Linked DNA regions of Homo sapiens: region 2 is linked to region 1. The links are chromatin contacts, found by Hi-C or POLR2A ChIA-PET in ENCODE. All regions are on one chromosome and are shown on one strand. Each heading gives the region's core, a stretch centred on a gene start or an enhancer-like site at or near the end of the contact. The rest is flanking DNA. Distances are from core to core; before and after follow the strand shown. Region 1 overlaps UPF1 (UPF1 RNA helicase and ATPase). Region 2 has its middle 43 kb from the start of HOMER3.

The links. A loop is a pair of places that touch in the nucleus more often than their neighbours do. ChIA-PET counts read pairs that join two places held with the same protein, here RNA polymerase II (POLR2A). Pooled maps may share reads with other maps.
Region 2: a map of mammary epithelial cell shows a loop between it and region 1 (16-fold over the local background). The contact joins two enhancer-like sites. A Hi-C loop is called at or near these places in 4 of 168 maps with a recorded cell type or tissue (OCI-LY7, chondrocyte, endothelial cell of umbilical vein and 1 more), 2 of 37 single-sample maps with no recorded cell type and 9 of 50 pooled maps. POLR2A ChIA-PET finds 5 or more read pairs at or near these places in 6 of 52 experiments (GM12878, H1, T-cell and 3 more).

Annotation. Positions count from the first base shown.
Region 1 is chr19:18,863,832-18,871,457 of GRCh38, reverse strand. It overlaps UPF1 (UPF1 RNA helicase and ATPase), which reads right to left. Exons shown (of 24, transcript NM_002911.4): 20 at 7,207-7,288; 21 at 6,008-6,169; 22 at 5,680-5,897; 23 at 5,292-5,414; 24 at 3,228-4,937. The coding sequence ends at 5,295. CERS1 (ceramide synthase 1) reads left to right here. Exons shown (of 8, transcript NM_021267.5): 7 at 839-1,475; 8 at 2,068-2,913. The coding sequence ends at 881. GDF1 (growth differentiation factor 1) reads left to right here. Exons shown (of 8, transcript NM_001492.6): 7 at 839-1,475; 8 at 2,068-2,913. The coding sequence starts at 1,151. The coding sequence ends at 2,861. Among named protein-coding and RNA genes, the nearest start is that of CERS1, 29 kb to the left of the region's middle. RefSeq lists a silencer at 4,643-4,842. Within about 2 kb of position 4,782, at least 2 of the 41 ENCODE cell types and tissues checked have a DNase peak (open chromatin) inside an H3K27ac peak, as active enhancers do.
Region 2 is chr19:18,980,509-18,988,134 of GRCh38, reverse strand. No RefSeq gene overlaps it. Among named protein-coding and RNA genes, the nearest start is that of HOMER3, 43 kb to the right of the region's middle. Within about 2 kb of position 2,619, at least 6 of the 41 ENCODE cell types and tissues checked have a DNase peak (open chromatin) inside an H3K27ac peak, as active enhancers do.

The DNA of each region.
Region 1 (7,626 bases), core at 3,533-6,032:
CTGAGGTCAGGAGTTCAAGACCAGCTTGGGTGATATGGTGAAACCCTGTCTCTACTAAAAATACAAAAATTAGCTGGGTGTGGTGGCAGGTGCCACCACACTACTCAGGAGGCTGAGGCAGGAGAATCGCTTGAACTCAGGAGGCAGAGGTTCCAGTGAGCTGAGATTGTGCCACCACACTCCAGACTAGGCAACAGAGCAAGATTCTGTCTCAAAAAAAAAAAAAAAAAAAAATTGCTGGGAGTGGTGGCGTGCCCCTGTAATCCCAGCTACTCTGGAGGCTGAGGTGGGAGGATCCATTGAGCCTTGGAGGTTGTGCCACAGCTCTAGCCTGGACCACAGAGTAAGACCAAAAAAAAAAAAGGAAAATAAAAGAACATGGAAGGGAAGTAGGTGGAGACAGCAGATGCCAGCCAGGGCCACTGGAGTCAAGGACTAGCCTTCGTGGGGTGGGTGGCAGAGGAGAGGAGGATGTGCAGGGTCCCACTGTGGAGGCGGTGGAGTTGTCAGGCCCAGGCCGGTACGTGGGTTTTGCCCTCCAGCGGCCTGGAGAGGCAGGGAGGAGGGGAAGAGGAAGGTTTAATTGGAGAGGGGGAAGCAAGGAGGAAGTGCCAGGGTGCCAGGGGGGACATACGTGCCTACGGGGCAGGTTGAAGGAGGGGCAGGGTGAAGGCAAGGAGGGGCAGGGTGAAGGCGAGGAGGAAGCCACAAGGCGAGGCCCGGGCCTGGCCGGGTAAAAGGAGCCAGGGGGTGTGAAACGGCCAGAGAAGAAGCGGGAAAGAGGGCCAGGCGGCCGCGTGGGGCTCCCAGGCTAACCTGCGCCGGTTCTGACCCCCAGGAAGCCACTGAGGAACGGCCTGGTGAAGGACAAGCGCTTCTGAACCCCTCGGCCCCGCCCCCGTGGACCCGGCCCCACCCCGAATACCCCGGCCACGCTCCCCGTCCTTGGCCGCCCCTCCACCCCCTCCAACTCTGCTCCTCTAGGGCCGCCGCCACCTCCCCTGGGACCCCGCCCCCTCATCCTGCCTCCAGTTCCCGGCCACGCCCCCCAGGACCCCTGCCCCTCCGGGGACACCGGCCCCGCCCTCAGCCCACTGGTCCCGGGCCGCCGCGGACCCTGCGCACTCTCTGGTCATCGCCTGGGAGGAAGATGCCACCGCCGCAGCAAGGTCCCTGCGGCCACCACCTCCTCCTCCTCCTGGCCCTGCTGCTGCCCTCGCTGCCCCTGACCCGCGCCCCCGTGCCCCCAGGCCCAGCCGCCGCCCTGCTCCAGGCTCTAGGACTGCGCGATGAGCCCCAGGGTGCCCCCAGGCTCCGGCCGGTTCCCCCGGTCATGTGGCGCCTGTTTCGACGCCGGGACCCCCAGGAGACCAGGTCTGGCTCGCGGCGGACGTCCCCAGGGGTCACCCTGCAACCGTGCCACGTGGAGGAGCTGGGGGTCGCCGGAAACATCGTGCGCCACATCCCGGACCGCGGTGAGTGGGGCTTTCGCTGGGGACACTGGTCCTGGAGGCCAGACCTCGCAGGGCGAGCCTCGAGAGTGGCCCGGGGATGCCCGAGCAGCTCCGAGGGTCCCCACCCGCCCTGTCCAGGCTACTAGCAACTTCGGCCACCGCACCTCACCCTTTCCTCGTCATCTGCTGCACGCCGGGGACACATGTCAGGGGGTTCCCAAGACCAGTCCTTCTGCTTGATGCTGAAGCCCTGTCCCCACCCCATGCCCACCCCCACCTCTTGACACTAATGCCTTCCTGCAGATGCCATCCCCACACCCTAGCATGGCTTCCCCAGGGGCCCAGGTTCTGGCTCATGTCTCCCACTTCGGCCACCCCTCCTCCTATGCCCCCCGCCGAGGGCAGCCCACCCCCCCCGCCGCACCCCGCAGGGCGCCTTCCTTGGAACTCATGCCCTGCCCCCACTCCATCAGCCCACCCCGCCGCTTCACACCCTTCCCACAGACGGTGCGCCCCGAGCCCCAGCGTTCACCTTCCTCCCTGTCCCTAACCGAGACCCCATGGGCAGGCCGGGGACGCAGCGCGAGCCGAGTTCCTGTTCCTACCTCCCCAGGTGCGCCCACCCGGGCCTCGGAGCCTGCCTCGGCCGCGGGGCATTGCCCTGAGTGGACAGTCGTCTTCGACCTGTCGGCTGTGGAACCCGCTGAGCGCCCGAGCCGGGCCCGCCTGGAGCTGCGTTTCGCGGCGGCGGCGGCGGCAGCCCCGGAGGGCGGCTGGGAGCTGAGCGTGGCGCAAGCGGGCCAGGGCGCGGGCGCGGACCCCGGGCCGGTGCTGCTCCGCCAGTTGGTGCCCGCCCTGGGGCCGCCAGTGCGCGCGGAGCTGCTGGGCGCCGCTTGGGCTCGCAACGCCTCATGGCCGCGCAGCCTCCGCCTGGCGCTGGCGCTACGCCCCCGGGCCCCTGCCGCCTGCGCGCGCCTGGCCGAGGCCTCGCTGCTGCTGGTGACCCTCGACCCGCGCCTGTGCCACCCCCTGGCCCGGCCGCGGCGCGACGCCGAACCCGTGTTGGGCGGCGGCCCCGGGGGCGCTTGTCGCGCGCGGCGGCTGTACGTGAGCTTCCGCGAGGTGGGCTGGCACCGCTGGGTCATCGCGCCGCGCGGCTTCCTGGCCAACTACTGCCAGGGTCAGTGCGCGCTGCCCGTCGCGCTGTCGGGGTCCGGGGGGCCGCCGGCGCTCAACCACGCTGTGCTGCGCGCGCTCATGCACGCGGCCGCCCCGGGAGCCGCCGACCTGCCCTGCTGCGTGCCCGCGCGCCTGTCGCCCATCTCCGTGCTCTTCTTTGACAACAGCGACAACGTGGTGCTGCGGCAGTATGAGGACATGGTGGTGGACGAGTGCGGCTGCCGCTAACCCGGGGCGGGCAGGGACGCGGGCCCAACAATAAATGCCGCGTGGTCTGCTCCGCTGGTCTCCTTGGACTCCTTGCCTGGGTGGTGGGGAGGGCGCCCCTCAGTCTTGGTGATCGGATAGGCCTTTCCACCTCCAGGCCACCTGCCAGAGGCCTAACGCGCCACTCCGGGGAGCCGCCCGGACAGGCCCAGGTGCTGCCTACGGGAAGGGCCCAGGGGCAGGGGTCGCCCTTCAGTCCTGCAAGGCAGACCTGTCCCTTCTGGGCTTTGCCTGTCTCCCTCTGGCCTCCTTCACACCCCAACCCGTCACTCAGCCAAGGCAAAACCCCAGCACCCTCCACCCCCTGCAGTTTATCCAACCTTGGTGTGAAGTCAAAACTGTTTATTAATATTTGGTGACAAAAGAACTTAAATTGACCGAAAATCAAAAGTTACATTGCCTTGGTACAGTGCGCCTGGGTTTGTCAAGGCTGCTGCTACAAAGCTGGAGAACACAGCACAGGGCGAAGCAGAGGCAAAGCGGCCCAGCCCAACAGCCGGGATGGGGCAGGGAGCGTCCCTCAGGCCGCCGCGGGGTCACCGCGGAAACCTACCCGGTGCATGCCTCTACGCGGCCTACCGGAAGAAGGGGAAACCGAAAGCCCTAGAGCAATGGGAATAAATAAGAGTCCCTGCCAGAAGGAAGGTGGCCTGTGCGTCCCCGTCTGTCCCATGTAGAAGCCGGAATCTGGAGGTGTTCGGATCAGGGCCAGTGACAGCCCCAGGCCCGGGGCAGGGGAAGCTGGAGGCCTGGCCGCCAGGCAGAATGACACCCCAAGCCAGGCGTTCGAGGGGCTGGGGCAGCTCTCCTAAAATGACCCTCTGCCAATGACACCACACCCTCAGTCCCTTCACACAGAACGCGGTAATTTCTGTAACTTGTTTCCTTACCCCCCAGAAGCAGCAATCACCCCATCAGCAAAGTTGCCGGCAGGCAGAGCTCCCAATTTGGGCTTTCGGTGTGCAGCGCTCCGTGTCTAACCAGCACAGGGACTGTCGGTACCTCCTGGGGACGGGGACAGGGACAGGCCCTCTTGTCCTTCCACCAAATCTTCCAAAGGCCCCCGGGAAAAAGCCGTCAATCCGGGAACAGCCACCTTCTCGCCTCCTGGCCACAGGGCCAGTCCTGGCCAAGGCCCCTCGCAATGGGGCCAAAAGCACCTTCCTCACCGGTGCGGGGCCCTGCGCCGAGTCTAGGCGGGAAGCAGCTTGGCTTCTGAGTCCAGCGGAGAACGAGCAGCTTCCAGGCTCGGCGGGCGGCTACCCCAGCAGCCTGATGCCCCGCAGAAAGAAGCCACTGGAAGCTAAAACCAACAACAAAACTCCTCCGGCCGCGGCACAGGTGTTGCTCCTCTTCTCCAGTAGCGCTGGCTTGTTTAAACTGTTTCTGGAAGCTTCTCAAATCTCCCAGGTCCACCGCTAAGATTTTACAGACAAACTTAGGAAAGTATTCTTCAGTACTCCTTTAAAAGAATCTTGAAAAAAACAAAGAGAAAAACCCAAAACACCCTTATTTTCTTTAAATGAAGGCCCTCGGAGAACACAGGCAGCGCGACCTCGGCGCGTCCGGTAGGCGTGGACAGACGCGCCCTCCCGGGGCTCTGCCCCGCACGCTGCTGTCTTTGCAAGGAGCCTGCTCGGGCACAGAAATGCGAAGTTTTTTTTCCTGCTAAGACGTAGTCCCCTTTCAATCAAAGAGAAAAAGAAATAAAAGAACAGAGGAAAGGGCTACTCTGAGATGAGGGTCTTCCTCCCTCCGCCCTGGCCGCAGCCCCGATGGGACGGAGCGGGGCCTCCTGGTGGCCGCGGCTCCCGCGGGCCGGCCCCTCCTCCGCTCCCTCTGCTCCTCGCCGCCGCGGGCCAGCAGGGGGCGCTCGGCCTCGGCTCCTCTCCCTCGTGCGCTCTCCCTTCCTGTTGCTCACACAGTGGTGCTTCAGTTTTAGCAGTGGAAAACAGGTATCCGTTTATTTTTATTTTTTATTACCCAGAATAAGATGCTGATGGACTAAGCCACGTTGCTTAGCTCTTCCGCCGCCACCTGTCAGGAGGGAGAAGGGCAGGAGGCGGTGAGAGGCTGCGACCTGAGCCCCACAGGTACCCAGCACACAGGACAGTGAGGGAGAGCCCGAGCTGCCCTCCCCGACTCTGATGAGGAAACTGAGGTCCCGCGGTGGTCCCCGGAGCAGACAGGATGGGGTAGGGTGGGGTGAGGAGCCACCCTGACTAGCAGTGAAGGGCACAGGCCAAGCTGGCCCTGAGGGCCTATGACCCCCACCAGGCACAGCACACATTTCCAGATACCACCCCTCCAGTGCAGCTCCCTGGGGAGAGCCCCCTCCCATCCTTCTCCTTGAGGCTGGGGTGGGGCCAGGCCTGCTCCAGGGGGGCTTGCCTTTTAATACTGGGACAGCCCCGTCACCCCGCCATGCTGGTAAGCCCGCTCTCCCTGGTACGTGGAGTCCTGTGAGAGCGCCACGTCGATTTGTGATTTAAACTCGTCACCAAGGTAACTGTCCTGAAAGACAAGGTCAGGAGGTAAGCAAGCCACAGGCCAAGGGTGCTCACATCCACCCAGCCCTCAGCAGCCCCAGAGAAAAGAATGGAAAACCCGTCCCCAAACTAAGACCCAGGAGACCCACTCTGATGACCCCAGCCCAGGGACAGGTAATTCAGACAGTGGACATGGGCCAGGCCAGCTCTCTGGGGCTCTTCAGAGGGAATGTTTCAGGTGCATAGCCCCACCCTCACTCAGGTAAGTCCCGTCCCAGGGGCGGGCTCACCTGGGACAGCTCCGGCTGGGAGAGGCCGGGCTGGCTCATCTGGGAAGGCTGGCTCATGGAGATGTAGCCCTGCGTCAGGGCGCCCTGAGAGAAGGGCTGTGACGCCACATCCTGGCTGGCTTGGCTGTTGGGGAGGTTAGTCTGGCTGGGTCCAGGAAGCCCAAAGCGGTTCTTCTGGCGTCCCCCACGACCAGTCTTGCCTTTCGGGGTGCCTCGCCCTGAAAGACAGCAGTCCAGGGTGATCCGAAGGAGGCCAGGGCCTCGCAGACAAGCACACCCTCAAGAGCTCTCAGGAGGGCCACACCCAGCCGCAGCCACAGATGCTCACCTGCAGCAGGCCCGTTGGCTTGTCCAAAATAGCCAGGCGGTGGCATGGGTGGCATGACCAGGTTGAAGGGGATGGGAATGTTCATGGCAGCCACGTGGCTAGGGCCGGCACTGATCATGCCAATCTGGTCATGGGTCTGGAAGTACATGCTGGAAGGCCGGCCTGCAAATCACAGTGGAACACGGCAGGTGTCACCTGCCTCGGTCAAACCCCAGCGATACCCCACCCACCCCACCAGCCAGTCAGCCGGAGCTGCACATCTGTCCTGGCTCTGCCCAGGCTGAAGATGCGGATTCGCAGGACTCCATGTTAACTACAGCAGCCTGCCTGGGGCTGGGTGCTTGGGCAGGCACCTTCCCCGAGGAGAGTCTGCTGGGAATCATTGGCCTACACAGATCTTAAAAACTGAAAATTGGGGCCGGGCGTGTTGGCTCAAGCCTATAATCCCAGCACTCTGGGAAGCCGAGGTGGACCACCTGAGATCAGGAGTTTGAGACCAGCCAGGCCAACATGGCGAAACCTCGTTTCTACTAAAAACACAAAAACTAGCCGGGCATGGTGGTGGGTGCTTGTAATCCCAGCTACTCGGGAGGCCAAGGCAGGAGAATCGCTTGAACCCAGAGGGGGAGGTTGCAGTGAGCCAAGATCACACCACTGTACTCCAGCTTGGGCAACAGAGCGAGACTCGGTCTCCAAAAAAAAAAAAAAAAAAAAAAACACCTGCAAATTGGCCAGGTGCAGTGACTCACGCCTGTAATCCCAGCACTTTGGGAGGCTGAGCAGAAGGACTGCTTGAGGCAGGAGTTTGAGACCAGCCTGGACAACATAGGGAGACCCTGTCTCTAAACAAAAAAAAGAAAATAAATGAAAATCACCCTGCATTTACCAAAGGAAAAAAAAAATCCTTTTTATGAAAATGTTCTATTTGTACTACATGCAGTCCCTGCCCTACCAAAAGGCAAGAAAAAGCTAACTAGCTTGATCACCAGGAAACACAAATGAATAAACTCTGGTTAAAGACAAACACCCCAGGAGTGTTCCGGGGCTAGAGATGCCCTAGGGGCGGGGAGGCCAAGGGAGCCAGGCACCGCCCTTGAGGGGAAGGAAAGATGGGGGCACCTAAAGCTGCAGCCATGGGAACGGCCAGCATCCCGGTGTGAGGACAAGGGGTCGGCCAGGTCCCCTGCTGAGCGACTCACCCTGGCTGCTCCGATCATAGACGGAGCCTGGGATGATGGCCTCCCGGGCATCATACATGGCTGTGGTCATGAAGCGGGCTCCCTGCGAAGGTTTAGATAGGTGAGGAATTTGTCATCTCAACAGAAGGAACAACTTCCCACGGGCCCGGTGGCCTGGGAGGTGGCAGGTATGCAGCTGTGAGGTGTTGACACTGTGCCAGGGGCTCTCCCTGGAGACAGGAGGGAGCTGCTGTCTCATGGCCTCTGGGTCTCGCCTGCCCTCCTCGGCAGACCTGGGCTCTGATGCTGACCCTTGGGCCTCAGCTCAGGAAGCTTCACACCCCCTCACTACCAGATCACCCCGGGCTTGCAAAGCTTCCAACTGCCCGTGTCCAAGGTCCCAGGCTGCTGCATGCAGCACAGCAGCCCTGAGCCCAATTC
Region 2 (7,626 bases), core at 1,370-3,869, 120 kb before region 1:
GGCCAGAGATGTGCCAGCAACAGGGACGCTATTACTGACCCTCTGCTCACAGTCAGTCCTCCCCGAGGTGGTCAAGCGGTGGGACCCTCCACGCCTGCATTTTCTCCAGTGAAATGTAGCCAACAGCTTGCAGGGTTAAATACATACGGTTACCCAGGACCTCTCTTAGAGGGTTCAGAGGGACTGGTCTTGTTACCGACTGATCCTTTCACATCCCACCCGCTTGGGCCTCAGTTTTCCCTCGTGAGGATCCCCAAGCCCTTCTCAGCTCCCCTTGCCCACCCCTCCCTGGCCAGCCTGAGGGTTGGGTGGCCCCCAAACTCTACCACATTCCATAGAGGAGCTATCCAGGGAAAGAGTGGTAAGTTGTCACAAGTCCCCCCATCCCCATATGTTTGGGGGATTAATCCCCCCCAAGGGTTTGGGGGATTAATCCCCATCATATGTTCGGGGGATTAAGGGCTGGGCAGAGGTAGGAGCCGGGGATGATTAATGAATGCTGGGGCTGCAGCCTAGGCAACATAGGGAGGCTCCACCTCTACAAAAAGAAACGTTTTTGTTAGCAGGGCATGATAGTCCCACCTGTAGTCCCAGCTCCTCGGGAGGCTGAGGTTGAAGGATTGCTTGAGCCAGGGAGCTGGAGGCTGCAGTGAGCTATGAATGCACCACTGCAGCCCAGCCTGGACGACAGAGCAAGACCCTGCCGCCAACCCCCAACACACACAAAAAAGAGAATTAAAGGAGCTCACAAAATTTCAGCCTCAAGGCCCACAGCACAGACCATATACTGAGATAAATCTGATCGTCATTGGCCTCTCTGGACTCCAGTGCTCTCATCCGGGGAGGATCAGCCCATTTCCCAATGGAAAAACTGAGGCCTGGGGCAGTCTGACTCCAGAGCTTGAATTCTAAACATCAGTATCCGGATTTCCAGTTGGTTTCATCTGATTTAGAAGCTCCCTATATACACACACTTGCGTACACATGGACACACCCTGTGCAACGCCATGTGCGAATGCGTGCACACATGCACATACATACACAGAGACATGCACACGTATGCACACAGACATACACACATGCATAGGTCTACACGGTGCTTCTATTTCCCACGAAGTCCATACTCATGGCCCTGAGAACTTTAACACTCAGGAATTGCGGCTCTGTAATGACTGGCACTATCCGCTTCCTTCACAGCCCAGGAGGGGGACCTCACGAGCTGAGCTTTTCTTGGCTGAATTTTTCTCCAGCGAATCCTCAGGTTGGACTCATGGGAGCACCAACTCCCAGTTCTTGCAGCTTGTGGCCAGGTGTGAAAAGGGGAGCGTTAGCCTCGAGATTTCAGCTTCCACGCCTTCATGACTTGCTTTTGCCAGGAGGAAAGCAAACCTTAAGAATTTGAATCCTCAGTCCTAACATGTCCTCTCTGTGCTGTGTAACCTGGGGCGGGTGATCCACATCTCTGAGTGTCAGCTTCCTCATTTGCAAATGGGGAGAACAGTAGCATCTACAGAAGGGTTCTTAGGAGCAGCACCCGCATGCTGTGAACTCAGACATCGCTGATCTGTTTCCATTGTTCTGTGTCAGTGGACCCAGTCCTTGAGGCATCCCATTGGCTGACTCCTCCTCCTTAAAACAAAGGCCAGGCGTGGTGGCTCACGCCTGTAATCCCAGCACTTTGGGAGGCCGAGGCAGGCAGATCACCTGAGGTCAGGAGTTCGAGACCAGCCTGGCCAACATGGTGAAACCTCGTCTCTACTAAAAATGCAAAAATTAGCTGGGTGTGGTGGTGCATGCCTGTAATCCCAGCTATTCCGGAGGCCGAAGCAGGAGAATCGCGTGAATCCAGGAGGCGGGGGTTGCAGTGAGCCGAGATCGCACCACTGTACTCCAGCCTGGGCTACAAAAGCAAAACTCTATCTATAAATAAATAAATGAAGTTTCCTGAGTCCTTACCTAGACCCCATGACATGATGAAAGGGCCTTGACTCCAGTGTCCTGGTCACAACGAGTGACTTTGGAAAATTCACTTCACTCCCTGAGGCCCCAGCATGCTCATCTTAAAATAAAGATGTTCCAAGCTGGGCGTGGTGGCTCACACCTGCAATCCCAGCACTTTAGGAGGGAGAGGAAAGAGCACTGCTTGAGGCCAGGAATTCAAGGCCAGCCTGGGCAACGTAACAAGACCCCATCTCTATTAAAAAAAAAAGAAACCCTAGCCGGGCATGGTGGCACATGCCTGTAGTCCCACCTACTTGGGAGGCTGAGGAGGAAGGATCACTTGAGCCCGGGAGGTCAAGGCTGCAGTGAGCTGTGATTGTACCACTGCACTCCAGCCTGGGTGACAGAGTATGACCTTGTCTCAAAAAAAATAAATCCATTTGCAAAGTGTAGCATCATTTTTGTAAAAATCTTGTAAAATGTAGACAAGCCCCCCGTATATGGCAATGTTGGGCTGTGTTTCAGCACAAAGATGGGTCTACTCCAAACCGGCCACGTGGTAGGGAAGCGTGTGGGGTCCGGGCAGGGGTGCCACCCCCCACCAACACCCAGCCATGTGCCTCCTTACAACCAGTTTGAAAGGAAAATCCACTGAAGAATGTTTAGAGGAAGTAAAAACAGCAAAGCACTTGCTGGCAGCAATTGTCGGCCTTTGTTTCGGAGGCAGCTGTGGTCTTAGGAGAAAAAAGGATCAGATTTGAACCAAGACAGTTTCTTCCTGTGTCAAATGGGGAAATAAGCCTGGCTTCCTCCCAGGGCCATTGTTCAAAGGCTGCTGTGAAAAACCCTCTGACATCTCCTTGGCAGAGGCTCTGATCGGCTTTTTACATCTTGTCTGTTCACTCATTCATTCATTCATTCATTCACCACACATTTTTATTTGTTGGTTTTCGTTTTGAGACAGGGTCTTACTCTGTCGCCCAGGCTGGAGTGTAGTGGTGCCATCTCGGCTTACTGCAACCTCCACCTCCAAGATTCACGCAATCCTCCCACCTCAGCCTCCTGAGTAGCCGGGACTATGGGCACGCGCCACCATGCCCAGCTAATTTTTGTATTTTTTAGTAGAGAGGGGCTTTTGTCATGGTGCGGTGGCTCATGCTTGTAATCCCAGCACTTTGGGAGGCCAAGGCAGACGGATCGCTTGAGGTCAGGAGTTTGAGACCAGCCTGGGCAAGACGGCAAAATTCCGTTTGTACTAAAAATACAAAAATTAGCCAGGCATGGTGGTACACACACATAGTTCCAGCTACTCGGGAGGCTGAGGCGAGAAGATCACTTGAACCCGGAAAGTGGAGGTTGCAGCGAGCCGGGATGGCGTCACTGCACTCCAGCCTGAGTGACAGAGTAAGACTCTGTCTCAAAAACAAACAAAAAATTTATCATCATTATCATTATTATTTTTAAGACGGCATCTCACTCTGTAGCCCAGGCTGGAGTACAGTGGCATGATCATAGCTCTCTGCAGCCTTGACCTCCTGGGCTGAAATGATCCTCCAGCCTTAGCCTCCTGAGTAGCTGGGACTACAGGCATGTATCACCATGCCTGGCCTGATTTACACCTTTTAAAAGAGCAGTCTGGAAGGGCAGGGCAGGAATGAAAGCAATTCTGAACTGTTCCATCTATACCCCTCGGTTCCAGCCCCATTTAATGGCAGGCACCTGTGCAGGGTATCAGGGCTACCCTGGGCTGCTGGAGCACCCTTTGCCTGAATGCCCACTGGAACCAGAAGTGCCTGGAATTGACATTCCCCAGGGTAACCCTGACAGCTGACGAGGGTGGGGTGTGAATAACCTAGCCAAAAGACACAGAGACATAGACCCCGTGTGCTGGCCAGCTATTTGGTAAAACAACCATTCTCTGGCAGTTGTCTGAAATGTGGCCTTAGACAACGTTGTAGGCTCCGTCTCAGCCCCGAACCCCATGGAGGTCACTTGCAAGGAACCCAGAGCAAACCTGTCCTTTCTGGCTTGGACGTCCCACCTGCCTACTCTAGAGCCTTTGACAGTTTCCCTGTTTCAGTCCAGAGATGTTCACCCTCTCCTTTCTGGCTCTCCACGTTCTTGGCAGGTTGTTGCAAGAGGCAGAGATGTCTGGGAGCAACTAAGTCCCTCAGAACGCAGAAAACCTTCTTCTTCTTCTTCTTCTTTTTTTTTTTTTTTTTTTTTTTTTTTTTTTTTTGAGACAGAGTCTCACTCTGTTGCCCAGGCTGGTGGAGTACAGCAGCTCAATCTGGGCTCACTGCAACCCCCTGTAACCCCCACCTCCCAGTTTCAAGCAATTATTTTGCCTCAGCCTCCCAAGTAGCTAGGACTACAGGCAGGCACCACCATACCTGGCTAATTTTTGTATTTTTAGTAGAGATGGGGTTTCACCATGTTGCTCAGGCTGGTCTTGAACTCCTGACCTCAGATGATCCATCCGCCTCTGCCTCCCAAAGTGTTGGGATTACAGGCATGAACCACTGCACCTGGCCAGAAAACCTTCTTTTATCCAAGTCCAAGTAAGCAGGAGTCCAGGGTGGGCACCCGGGGGGCATCCCTAGATAGCACTGGATATCTTATAGCGCCAGGCATGGCAAAGAACGCTTGGCACCTGTGCTCCTTTCACCTTAGGCAACCACAGCTCCCTTTACAGACGAGGAAACTGAGGCCCAGAGACGTTGGTTAACAACTCTCTGGGGCAGGCAGGTGGGACGTCCAAGCCATTTCCAGAAAGTTCAGTTCTTAGGGCTGGTCTTTAGCTGTTTTTTTTTTTTGTTTTTTTTTTTTTGAGACAGAGTCTCATTCTGTCACCCAGGCTGGAGTGCGGTGGCACTGCAGCCTCAACCTCCCTGAGCTCAGGTGATCCTCCCATTTCAGCCTCCCAAGTAGCTGGGACTACAGGCATGCACCACCATGCCTGGCTAATTTTTTTTTTTTTTTTCTTTTTGTAGAGACAGGGTCCACTATGTTGCCCAGGCTGGTCACAAACTGTTGGGCTTGAGTGATCCGCTTATTTCAGCCTCCTAAAGTGCTAAGATTACAGGCAGGAGCCACTACAGCCTGCCTGGTCTTTGACTTTCTGTTTATCCTCATAGACAGCAATGAGGGCAGCCTCAATTTTCCAATTTCTCTGCTCTCCTAATGAATGAAGTAACTGACATGTTTATAGTGCTGTCTCTGCAGCACTAAGGGCTGAATACATGGGAACTCTTTGGGCTGCATAAAGCCAAAAAGGGAATTAATTGGTGGATGGAATTGGAAAGGACACCTTCAGGATCAGCTGGATCAAGGCACTCAACCAAAACCACCAGCCTCTCTCTCTATTTCTTGGCTTTGCTGTCCTTTGTTTACAGGCAGGCAAGATGGTGGCCAGCAACTCGGAGCCTAGCCTTACCCATTTAAGCAACATCACAAGAGCTCTGTTGTCTGATAGGGGTGGCACAGACACCAAGATTGTCTATTATTGCCCCAGCCCGGGGCATATGCCTGTCTCTGAACCAATCACAGTGGCCAGAGGGCTACAATACACTGATAGCTAGGGCTTCATTGGCTAAGAAGGGGGAAAGACCCCAAGCACAACAAGATGCTGTTCACAGAAGGACTAGGAAGAGCCCCTGCAAGTGGGCAGAATCAGAATCGGAACCCAGCTCTTCACTCCTTAGCTATATTGGTCTCAGCTGCTTTCTTTTCTTTTGAGACAGAGTTTTGCTCTTGTTGCCCAGGCTGGAGTGCCATGGCGTGATCTCGGCTCACCACAACCTCCGCATCCCGGGTTCAAGCGATTCTCCTGCCTCAGCCTCCTGAGTAGCTGGGATTACAGACATGCGCCACCATGCCCAGCTAATTTTGTGTTTTTAGTAGAGATGGGGTTTCTCCATGTTGATCAGTCTGGTCTTGAACTCCCGACCTCAGGTGATCCGCCCACCTCAGCCTCTCAAAGTGCTGGGATTGAGATTACAGGCATGAGCCACCACGCCTGGCCAGCTGCTTTCTGATGGACACTTTCACCCCTTCAAACACCTTCCACTTCAAACTCACCATCAATCAGGTGCAGTGGCTCACACCTGTAATCCCAGCATTTTGGGAGGCCAAAGTGGGAGGATCACTTCAGCCCAGGAGTTGGAGAACAGCCTGGGCAACATAGGGAGACCCAGTCTCTATAAAAAATTTAAAAATCTAGCCAGGTGTGGTAGCCCATTCCTTGTAGTTCCAGCTACTTGAGAAGCTGAGGTGAGAGGATCACTAAAGCCCAGGAGCTCAAAGCTGCAGCGAGCCATGATTGTGCCACTGCACTTCAGCCTGGACAACATAGGAAGACCCTGTCTTTAAAAAAATTCAGGCCTGGCTGGGTGCGGGTGGCTCATGCCTGTAATCCCAGCACTTTGGGAGGCCGAGGCAGGTGGATCATTTGAGGTCAGGAGTTTAAGACCAGCCTGGCCAACATGGTGAAACACTGTCTTTACCCAAAAATTAACTGGGCATGCTGGCACACACCTGTAATCCCAGCTACTCAGGAGGCTGAAGCAGGAGAATCACTTGAACCCTGGAGGCAGAGGTTGCAGTGAGCCGACATCACGCCCCTGCGCTCTAGCCTGGGCAAAAAGAGCAAGTCTCCATAATAATAATAATCATCATCATCATCAGGCCCCCTGGGACCCTCCTCACTGAATCCCAGTCTCTGCTCTCTCGCCTTCTCTGAGCCCCAATTTCCTCATCTGTAAAATGGGTCATCAGGAGCGTCTTGTACTCAGTAAACAGCCAAAGGTCACATTGGATTTACAGAAAGTGAGATCCAGATTCAGAGAGCAAGGAGGCTGGGCGTGGTGGGTCACGCCCGTAATCCTAGCACTTTGAGAGGCCGAGGCGGGCGGATTGCTTGAGGTCAGGAGTTCGAGACCAGCCTGGCCAACGTGGCGAAACCCTATCTCTAAAATACAAAAATTATCCAGGAGTGGTGGCACAAGCCTGTAATCCCAGCTACTCAGGAGGCTGAGGCAGGAGAATCACTTGAACCCAGGAGGTGGAGGTTGCAGTGAGCTGAGATCATGCCACTGCACTCCAGTCTGAGCAACAGACCTAGACTCCATCTCAAAAAAAGAAAAGAAAAACATAGAAGATAAGTCCTTGTGGGGGGTCCTCAGTCAGGGCTGGCGTTGAACTTTCTGTTTATCCTCATAGATCATGAGGAGTTTGGGCAGCCCAAATTTTCCCATTTCTCCACTCTCCTAATGAATGAAGAGGCCAACATGCTGTTTTTAATCCCATCTTTGCAGCAGACATGAATAGCTTCAGGAAGGAACTGGCCGGCATGAGCCAGGCCTGGTGCAGGCTGGCCTGTGAAGTGTCCACATATAAACATTCCTGCAGTTCACGCCAACAAAGGAGAATATGCTCATTTTCATTTTCATTTTGAAAATTAGATTTATTTTGTTGTGTTGGTTAGATTCCATAAAGTTCAGTTCATGGTCAGCCCCCACCTTCAACTTGGCAAACTCATATTCATCCCCCAAAACCCAACACCCACACCCCCTCCTCCATTCTTCAAAGGTTCATAAAATGCTACATCTCTCCCCTCTCTGTGCTATAAGAGAAACATCCAGGCTGGGCACGGTGGCTCACGCCTGTAATACCAGCACTTTGGGA